Linked DNA regions of Homo sapiens: regions 2 and 3 are each linked to region 1. A link is a contact called in ENCODE Hi-C or POLR2A ChIA-PET data. All regions are on one chromosome and are shown on one strand. The core of a region is the stretch at or near the end of the contact, and the rest is flanking DNA. Distances in the headings are between cores, read along the strand shown.

What was found. A loop is a pair of places that touch in the nucleus more often than their neighbours do. ChIA-PET counts read pairs that join two places held with the same protein, here RNA polymerase II (POLR2A). Pooled maps may share reads with other maps.
Region 2: a loop to region 1 is called in a pooled map, with 5 times the contacts of the local background. The contact joins two enhancer-like sites. A Hi-C loop is called at or near these places in 1 of 37 single-sample maps with no recorded cell type and 3 of 50 pooled maps. POLR2A ChIA-PET finds 5 or more read pairs at or near these places in 1 of 52 experiments (OCI-LY7).
Region 3: a loop to region 1 is called in a pooled map, with 4 times the contacts of the local background. The contact joins two enhancer-like sites. A Hi-C loop is called at or near these places in 2 of 37 single-sample maps with no recorded cell type and 2 of 50 pooled maps. POLR2A ChIA-PET finds 5 or more read pairs at or near these places in 1 of 52 experiments (Panc1).

What each region holds. Positions count from the first base shown.
Region 1 is chr9:99,658,668-99,661,889 of GRCh38, forward strand. All of the region lies in intron 3 of LOC101928438 (a long non-coding RNA gene), which reads right to left. Among named protein-coding and RNA genes, the nearest start is that of NR4A3, 160 kb to the right of the region's middle. Within about 2 kb of position 1,649, at least 2 of the 41 ENCODE cell types and tissues checked have a DNase peak (open chromatin) inside an H3K27ac peak, as active enhancers do.
Region 2 is chr9:99,243,281-99,246,502 of GRCh38, forward strand. No RefSeq gene overlaps it. Among named protein-coding and RNA genes, the nearest start is that of SEC61B, 23 kb to the left of the region's middle. Within about 2 kb of position 1,776, at least 3 of the 41 ENCODE cell types and tissues checked have a DNase peak (open chromatin) inside an H3K27ac peak, as active enhancers do.
Region 3 is chr9:99,367,075-99,370,296 of GRCh38, forward strand. It overlaps NAMA (non-protein coding RNA, associated with MAP kinase pathway and growth arrest), which reads right to left. Exons shown (of 6, transcript NR_102271.1): 4 at 587-734. All of the region lies in intron 2 of LOC124902232 (a long non-coding RNA gene), which reads left to right. Among named protein-coding and RNA genes, the nearest start is that of NAMA, 6.6 kb to the right of the region's middle. RefSeq lists enhancers at 1,479-1,528, 2,015-2,596. Within about 2 kb of position 1,482, at least 15 of the 41 ENCODE cell types and tissues checked have a DNase peak (open chromatin) inside an H3K27ac peak, as active enhancers do.

The DNA of each region.
Region 1 (3,222 bases), core at 399-2,898:
CCCTTTCCTGTCCAGACACATCAGACAGATACCACCAATAAGACCCTCCCTGCTTACTGGCAAGAGCATATCAAAAACACCTAGACAGTTTTCCTAAAAGGAGACCATTAAAAAATAAATTCAGAACCTAAACCAAACTTCTAGGTGTAATTCATTTGACCTAGACTTCTTCAGTGAACATGCCAAGATCTTGTATGTAATGAAGCAGTACTGGTACATTAAAAGCCACTCATGCCACTCTACTGTTTAAAGTCCTTTGCCAGAAATAGAGCAAAACTCAGACTCTTTAGACTGGCATCAAGGTTCTTCACACTTGGGCTCTAAACTCTCTCTCCAGCCTAGTCAACCTACATTTCATGCATACTCCAGCCACACTACACTATTTGTTACTGCCCAATATTGCACATGCATTTCACACCTCTGTATCTTCCTATCTCTTGTTCCTTTGGCTTAGCCTGTCCTTCGTATACTACTTCCACCTGGAAATAATCTTCCCATCATTTAAGATCTACTTTGTGTTATCTTTTCTTCATCAGTCTTTCCCAGCAGGTTGCTTCCTCCTTCTTCCTTGCCAACCATGTTAATTTGTACATTCTTCTTGTTATTGCACTTGTACTGTTTACAGACCTGCCTTTGTCATCAGATTAGGAATCCCTTGAGGTCAAATAATGAATTAAATTCACCCTTGAACCTCCAGCATCAAGTACAGTGGTTGGTGCATAGTAAGCACTCACTATATATTTGAACAGCGAAGAACTTAATAAATCCAACTTGAGATAAGTTACCACCCATCAAGTTTTGTGGGATTCTAAATACCCTAATAAACCATGAAGGCACTCAACATTCTCAGAAATGAAAATGAATGAAAAAAAAAGAATTTTTCAGTCTTTTGTTTGACAAAATGTTGCTTATATAGACATTATATCTAAACAATAAGCTCCATACCCTAGCCACGCTCAGAGATATCTGCGCAACCTGACACCTCTCCTATAATTCTTCTTTCTACTCACAAAGAAAAAAACAGAATGTTTGAAGCCATTTCTCTATTCTCAGAAAATATACCCCATGTATGTCTTCTCTAATTCCTATATATTACAAGGTCAATTAATTATAGATCCACAGAGCTGGAATTATCAGAGACCTTTTGTACTCATCATTTTATAGACAGAATAACTGGGCCTAAAGAGGTGAAATCACTTCCCCAAGGCCATAAAGCAAATCAGCAGCAGCACTAACCTAAGTCTGTTGCTTCCTAATCATCTTACCAAATATTCCCACAGAGATAAAAATTAATTCTCCCACCCACACATAAGCCTTGCAACCACCGGTTCACTTACAAATTATTCCAGGATAATTGTTAATAATTATTACTAAACATGAACAGATTTGGATACTAAATTGTAACAGATAAACCTGCACACACAAGTACTGCTACTAGTACAAAACTCCATGACACAGTTGACCAGTGTCCAACTTAATCGATAGGATCCTTTGGTTTGTTTGTGTCGTATGTGTGTGCACATGTGTGTATGTAATTTTCCCCCCAATTTCTATTAGCACTGTACAAAAAAAGGAAGTTGAAAGTGAGAAGTCTTCTATTGTTGCACAGACATGTGACTCTTGTCTAAATGGCATTAAAATTGTTCAGACATTGAAATGAAAGCAAATGTGCCTGTACCCATCACATTACGTAGGAAAACCAATGTAGGCTGAGTTGCATGTCACCAAATGCCCCACATGTGACAAACAGAGAAAGTGACATAATCCAAGTATTCAGCAAAAGCAGCCCACAGTAACAAATGCATCATTTCTGAAGAGGAAGAGAGAGCAGATGGCTCAGCAAGCAACTGTGGAACAGCCAGCTTCCCCCTCCGCACCTCCAAAACCAAATTGCCTCCCAGTATCTCATCCTAGGCACTGCAGAAACTCAGAGGCAAAACGCTTAAGCACCACAGTAGCAGCGGCCAGGGCAGGAGTCTCAGGTCATGGTGCCCTGAGCTTGGACCCAGATGACCTGAGTTCACAGCAAGATTCTGCTTCTCGCTTTCTATGTTACCTTAAACAAGTTACTTAATTTCTTTAAATTTTATTTCCTCATCTATGTTATATAGGATCAGTAAGACTCCATAATATTCTAGGACATATTGACACGAAAGTGCTTCATGAACTACAAAGTACTCAACAAATGTTAAACTTCATTAATTAAAATGTACCGATTGGTTAGAACTAATACAAGCCAATCTGAAACCTAATAACATATATCATACACAGTGTATGGAGAGCCCTAGCCCTAGTTGATCACGGCTTCACAGATGCTTTTTAAGAGTGGTCAGCGAATTGTGGTTCTCTCTGCTAAAAAGTCACCATGACTATCCTTCTATCTTAAGGGTGGGATAAATCTATTCCATTCATTCCTCATTCAACAGTGGATGCTCAACATGTATTGAACATCCACTGTAAGCCATGCACTAGCTAAGTGACAAAAGATATAGTAGCTGAGGCGTTTTGGATGCTAATTTCTCTTAAAGATAATTATCTCTTTTTCTTTTATTGTTATTGCTTAAAGGGCAAACACCATGGAAAACAAAATAAATATTTAACTACATCAAGAAAGACTAGAGTCAGATATTTCTGGATTATTTGTTGCATCAGCCTAAGAAATAATAATGGCTTATATTGCTAGTACTTAAAAAAAAAAGCTACCATAGGTGTTAACTGACTTAATTATCATACTAGCTGTATGAAAAAGGAATGATTTCCCACTCTTATGAAGCCTAAATGCAAATCTGAGTCTAAAACACTCTCCACTATACCATATTGTCTCTCACTTTAACACCAAGGGTTATCAAGGTGGGAAAAGAAAAGTATCTTCTGGCAAGATAAATCATAATTGTTTTCAATACTCTAGTGTACATTGTTGAGGCAGAGAGATTCCAGGACTTCACTTCCCTCAAACAGCTAAAACAGCTGTTTAGATAAAAACAGCTAAAACAAGCATTAGAAAAACCATAAAAGTGGGACTGAGTAATTTCAATAATCCCTTTTGCTACTGTTTTAATCCCACACAATACATGTATTTTATTTGTTTATTCACTGACATTCTGCTAACTGCAGGAGAAACTCCCAAAAGCTAAGACTAGACTAAAATAGTAGAACACTACTAATTGGCGGATCAATAAACTACTCCATTCTGTTTGCATAAATAGACATTTTGATGGTAAT
Region 2 (3,222 bases), core at 526-3,025, 420 kb before region 1:
CATGTAGCTGCCATTATAGAAGACTTGAGGAAAGAGAAGTTTGCATCACTGTGTTGCTTGTTGCTTCTTCTTTTTAGAGAACCTTTCTGCAGGGTTCATCCCAGAAATTCCCCATTCTTCACTTCAAAACACAGAATCACTAAGCTCATCAATTCTCTATCATTTAGAAACTATATTTTGGCCCAACAGAGACCTGTATAATATGCCTTAAATGAGGTCTAAGGTTTTTCTCTCAGGTAAAAGAAGTCTTGAAGTAGGCATTTGGCTTGTCCATTTTGGGCTGCTATGATAGAATACCACAGACTGGTAATGTATAAACAATGGAAGTGTATTCCTCATAGTTCTGGAGGTGTTGAAGTCCAATATCAAGGCACTAGGAGGTTCGGTTTCATTGTCTGGTAAGACTGCATCCACTATAAGGGCAGGATGCTGCATGCTCATATGGCAGAAGAGGTGAAGAGCAAGCTAGCCAAATCCTGCTGTGTGAAGGCTTTTTAAAAATGACCTTAATTCCACTAACAAAGAAGAAGCCCTCATAACCTGACCACCTCTAAAAAGCCACACTAAATATATTACATTGGCAACGCCTGAATTTGAGGTGAGGGGACACATCCAAACCACAGAAGCATTCCAGGGCTGATGTGGTAATGCTACCATCTCATTAATGTCCTTATCTCCTCTTGTGTTTCTGTTTTGGTGTACTTAGCACAAGCTCACTGTCCTCAATCAAGGCCACCTCATACCTGCAGAGTGGCTGCCGCAGCACCAGTTATTACATCCATATTTCGGGTAGAGGAAGAAGGAAGGTCAACAAGAGACCTGCCAACAGAGTCAGCCACTTTTTTAGGGAGCATTTCCAATCCTACACAATAGTTTCTTCATTCCATTAGCCTGAAGGTAGTCACATGACCGCTCTTATCTAGAAGGGAGGATAAGAAATCTAATTTTTTAGTGGGGACACATTTCTGCTCACCAAAAAGTCAGGGCCCTAAAGAATATATTTTGGATAGGCCAACAGCAGTGTTTGCCGCAACCCTCAATTCAGCTCTGGATGTATCTTTGCATAGCCAGGGATGCATTTTTTAATTAAAACTAAGAGGCCATGCCATTGCTGAAGGGTGGGGAACTGGAGCAGAAGAAATGTCTCTGTCCTTCATCTGCTGTCTTCACTAACAGTCTCTGAAAGTGGAAGGGGCAGTAAAGAAATTTACTTTCCCACTGTTGTGAAATTTACCACCCTCCTTATAAGGCAGAAGTGGTTACAGTTGCTTTTTATTTTCCTGTTACTATACCCAAGGATTGTTGTGAGAATCAGAAGACAGATATGAGAAATCATGTTGTGAACTATAAAATGCTATTAAATGACAGAAATGATTGTTTGTCATTATTATGAGTGTTGTCATGTCTCCCAAAGCTGCCTGCTCAGTTGAAGAAAAGTGTTTTCTGATAGAGAGTAAGACTGAGAACCAAAGAGAAAAGGAGAGAGGGAGATAGAGAGAGGAGGGGGAAGAAGAGCGATAGAGAAAGAAAAAGAGAAAGAGAGAAAGACAGAGAAAGGAAATAGACTGATAAGGAAGGGTGGGAGGAGAGAGAGGGACAGAGAGAAAGGAAATAGAGTGAGGAGAAGGGGAGAAGGAGAGAGAAGGGGAAGGGAGACTGGGAAGAAGGAAGGGAGGGAGAGAGAGAGGGACAGAGAGAAGAGGGGAAAAGAAAGAGGGGAGAGAGGAGAAAAGACAGAAGGGAAGAGCGTGGAGGTCTTTTTTCTATCAAAAGCAGAACAGAAATACATTGACATAATTGAAACCCATGACTGACCACAAGCATACATACAACTCTGGTAGACAGCTTCAAGGTACTTAGGTTTCTCTGACCATTTAAAAGTATCTTCCTCATTTCCAAAGCGGTATATGCATACTGAAGACTATGAGAAACATATGAAAAGGCACAGGGGAGTTTTTTTTTAACTGCTTTGTTGATGTATAGCTGACATAGAATAAACTGCACATATTTAAAGAGTATAACTTGATACATTTTAATGAAAGTATACACTGCAAAACCATCATTATAATCAACGTATCTATCATCCCCAACAGTTTCCCTGGGCTCCTTTGAAAGCCCTGCCCCCGGGCACCCACTGGTCTGCTTTCTCCCACTCTAGGTTAGGTTGCATTTTCTGGAAATTTATACAAATGGAATATCAAATTCCATATATAATGTATGTAATCTTTTTTTTGGCCTGGCTTTTTTCATATAGCAGTATAATAATTAATGATATAGACCCAGCAGAGTTTGAGATATTCAATTAATTCATTAATTGAATTAATTCAGATATTCAGGTATTGAGATTAGTTAATATTGTCATATTTGCTTCAGCTTTCCTCGTTTTTTTGAGTAATGTGATCTATACGAAGAGAAAATGTTTTTAAAAAATACATCTTAATGCATTGTAATTACACAAATTACATTATAATTAAGGAAACCCCTGTGTAACCACCACTCAGGCCAGGAAAGGGAGCTTTGCAAGCACCCCTAACCTCCCAGTGTCCCCTCCCCAGGTCATCACCAGCCTCCCTTTTGTGAGAATCATTTTCTTGCTTTTCTTTTTGATTTTACGATGTATGTATGCATCGCAGTATGATAGAGTGGACTTAGCTGTTTGTGAATTTTATATGAATGAAATCACACTGTATGTCTTCTTCGTGACTTGCATTTTTTGCTTTGTTTGTGAGATTCACCCCTGTTGTACCATGTAGCTATGTTTTATTCATTTTAATAGCTATAGAGTATTCCGTTGTATAAATATACTGCAGTGTGGCATAGCCCACTCTGGAGAGAGAGCTTTTAAATGTGATCAATACAGTTTGGCTTTTCGTTAACACTTGTAGCCATCAGACAGTCCTTACAGGATAGAAACAACGAAAACATCTACCCTTCCCCTGGATGCCAGTACCCCCGCCCCACCCTACTGTGTGTCCACAAAAAGTTAATACTATAAATATTTACAGATGTCAATCATAAGTATTTATAGGAATATCTTCTGCCCTGGTATAGTCTTCTTTTTGAAGAAGCAAGCACACAGTTGATTTTTTTCAAAAATCAAAAACTTTTTTTTGTTTTTTCGAGACGTAGTCTCGCTCTGTCGCCCAGGCTTGAGTGCCGTGTCGTGATCTCCGCTCACTGCAAGCTCCGCCTCCCGGGTTCACGCCATTCCCCTGCCTCAGC
Region 3 (3,222 bases), core at 232-2,731, 290 kb before region 1:
ACTCAGGGGGCATTTGGTTCCCACATGTTTAATGACACTTTCAGAAACTAGGCTACAGAGGGAAGTACATCCTACGATGGGCTCTGTATTCTGTTTCCAGCACAGTCTGATGTGGATTCAAATCTCAGCTCTCCTCTCTCAAAAATGCAGTAAGCTATAATCCAAATTGACTGTTGGGAGGAAAAACATGGGATTTGACAACATGGGGTTTCTCTGGGACCCTTTAGTGCCCACAAGGCCTTTTCTGGTGTCCTTTTTAGATTCTGACATGTCTGTATTTCAGATGACTCATCAACTGAAGAAGTAGACCAAGGAAGTGCAGATGGGGTTCTGAGGTGGGAAAGGTCTCTTCTCATTGGGGTGGGAGGGTGAGGAGAGGAGCAGAACGAGGGAAAGAAAATAACAGAAACAGTGTTAATGAAGATTGCTGATTTTTTAGAGAGCCGAAAAAGTAACAATGGGGGAGGTCTGAGATTTGGGGCCAGCATGCAGTTGGTAGCCAGACACATAGATTTAAGTCCCAGCACAGCCACTTACCAGCTAAGTGAGGCCAGTCCCGGATCTCTGTGGGCCTCAATCTCCTCACCTGAAACCTGGTGCAGGCAGGACCACCCCTTCGCTCCGTTGTCAAGGTCCAGATGTCCCTGGTGTCCAACAGGGCTTGACTACAGCAGGCACTTAATATGTGCTAACTCCGTGCATCCCCCCTCCTTTTTCCTAAGTGGATTATGAATCTAGGAAATATGAAACCTCCTTTCACCCAAACAAAAACTCTGTCATCTTAGACAAATCTGATAAAATTAATATTTAAGTTGAAAAAGTGTTCTGCATGAATGATGACCCCATTGACTTATTTTCCTCTGACCTTGCTCACCACCCCTTCCCCAACACACACACACACACACACACACACACACACACACACACACACACACACACACTCTCCTCTCCCACCAATAAAACTAGACTGGCATGAGGAGAAAAGGCCAGGCTGTCATGATCCCAGCATCCTGCCCACATAAACTTGGAGGCAGAACAGGCCCATATGGAGCCTCTGGGGACTGGGGTCTCTGCTGGTCCCCACAGTAGGTGCCAAGAACAGTTCACAGCCCAGCACGTGGCCGCACTGCCCACTCTGCTCCGTGAGGACAGGGCCTCGCTGTCCCCTGAAGGACTCTGGCAAAATAGCCTGCCAAAGACCTCAATCTGATTAAAGAAAGGAAGGACATTGGAGAAAGGAAGAAATAAACGAAAGAAAAATGATGGAGAGAAGGGGAGAGAGAGAAGGAGAGAGGCCCGGTACAAGTGTGAAATCAGAAGAACAGACTGAGGATGGTGAGATGCATGTGAACAGTGTGACGTGGGCAACCCCCACAAATAGACCTTCTGTTAAAAATAGCCTTTGTCTAAATGTGGAAAGGGTGTAAATATAGTAGCGGTTTCGGCTTACTACGGAGCCGCCCCTGCTCCAAGTAACAGAGGCTTATTATAGGAAGCGTGCGTCAGCAGCGGGAGGGGAGGAGAGGGATAGAGAAGCCCCGGGCCGTGGGTACAGTACCCCCCAGCAGGAGGGGGGTCAGCCAGCCAGCGTAGCCCTATTGGGGGCAAGCGGCCCGGATGGCTCTGAAACGCTCTCACAGAGTTCCTCTGGGCAGAAAACTCTAGCCGAGCTGTGGGAGGAAAGGAGGAAGGAAGGGATCGCTGTGCTGAAAAGGATCTAGCCTTGTCTCGGCGATGCCGCTCACTTTCATCTGGGATTTCAGCAGGCATTGCGTCCTGTGTGCAGCAGGCTGCTCGCTCCTGGACACCGCAGGAAGTTTTCAAAGGAACCCCCTGGAACGACCAGCCTGCAGGCAAGCCGGTTTCCTCAGCCCTGAGCACAGAGGACAAACGTCTAGAAAATCAGTGGAAAGTGCCGGAAAGGAGTTTGATTCAAGTTTTTTGTTTTTGTTTTTGTTTTTAAGACCGGGTTTTCATGTCTGTGTCTCTGGTATCACGTGCTAAGTAGGTGCCTGGGGCACAGTGGCGGGACTCCTGAGCTGGACAGCTGGGAGTTGCTGCAGGCGCTGCCTTCCAGTATGATGCATGACCAAGGCAACAAAACTGTTTTGGGAAGCTCACTGCTCTGCTTTCTGCAGCTACAGAGATGGCCAAGGGTTGAGTGCCCATGTGGGTGTTAAGACCTACTCCTGCCTGTGTGTCTCCCCTCCAAGCCTTTGGGGGCCCTCATTATCCCCTAGTCTGTCACCCTTTAACCCAGTGCCCTCTCCTCCCAGCCCAGGACATGTGCATGCATGCATCACTATCCACACATACGCCCAACACACATACATGCACTCATGCACACCCACATTCAATTCGGGCCCTGCGGCCCTTTCCAGCAGTAGCCCTCACACTAGCGGCCCTGGCGTCCCACCCTGGCCCTGCGCTCTCATGGAGTCCCTTCATCTGCTCTGCCCCTGCCCTCTGGCTCATCACTAGCCTTGAGCTTGCCTCTTGGATGTAAGGCAAACCTGGCTCCTCCAAGTGGATCTGCACTTCTCCTCGGATATGATTTGGGCTTGTGTGCTTGTGCTGCCCCTCAAGCCAGCCTGGGTGACCGCCTCACTGCTCACGCCCCAGACTGAATGCCAATGCCCTTATCATGTTTCACTGACCTGCTCCTCAGGACTGATCTTCAACCTGTCAGCTACTCCCCAGCATCATCCAAACTGCTCTGAAAACCACCTTTCCAAAATGCAGAGCCAGCAGTGTCACTGCCCCACTCAAAATGCTCTCAACAGCTCCCCACTGCCTGTAAGATAAAGTCCAAACCTTGGAAGGCCCGACTTGACCCCCATCTGCTTTTCCAGCTGTGTCACCTGCTACCCTACCCTATCCTATACGGTGCCTACACAGGGTCTGAAGGTGGGTGATTACACTCGGGAATCTCCCCCTTCATGCCTTTGCAGGGACCATGCTGTTTCCTTAGGCTACAATACTTCTCCTCCAAGTCTCTGCACATCAGGATCCTACCCATCCTTCAGGGCCCCAGTTCCAGAAGGCTGCCCACTTCTTCTAGGAAGCCTTCTTGGATCTATCTCCCCTCCCACAGCAACTACCTTTTATTTTTTTTTTCACTCCTTCTGCAAACCCAAGTCATTTTTGTATATTTGGAAAATGAATCAAGAGGCCCACTACTGCATCTGGGTGTGGTGCCCTCCCCTGCCTTCCAACAGAGCC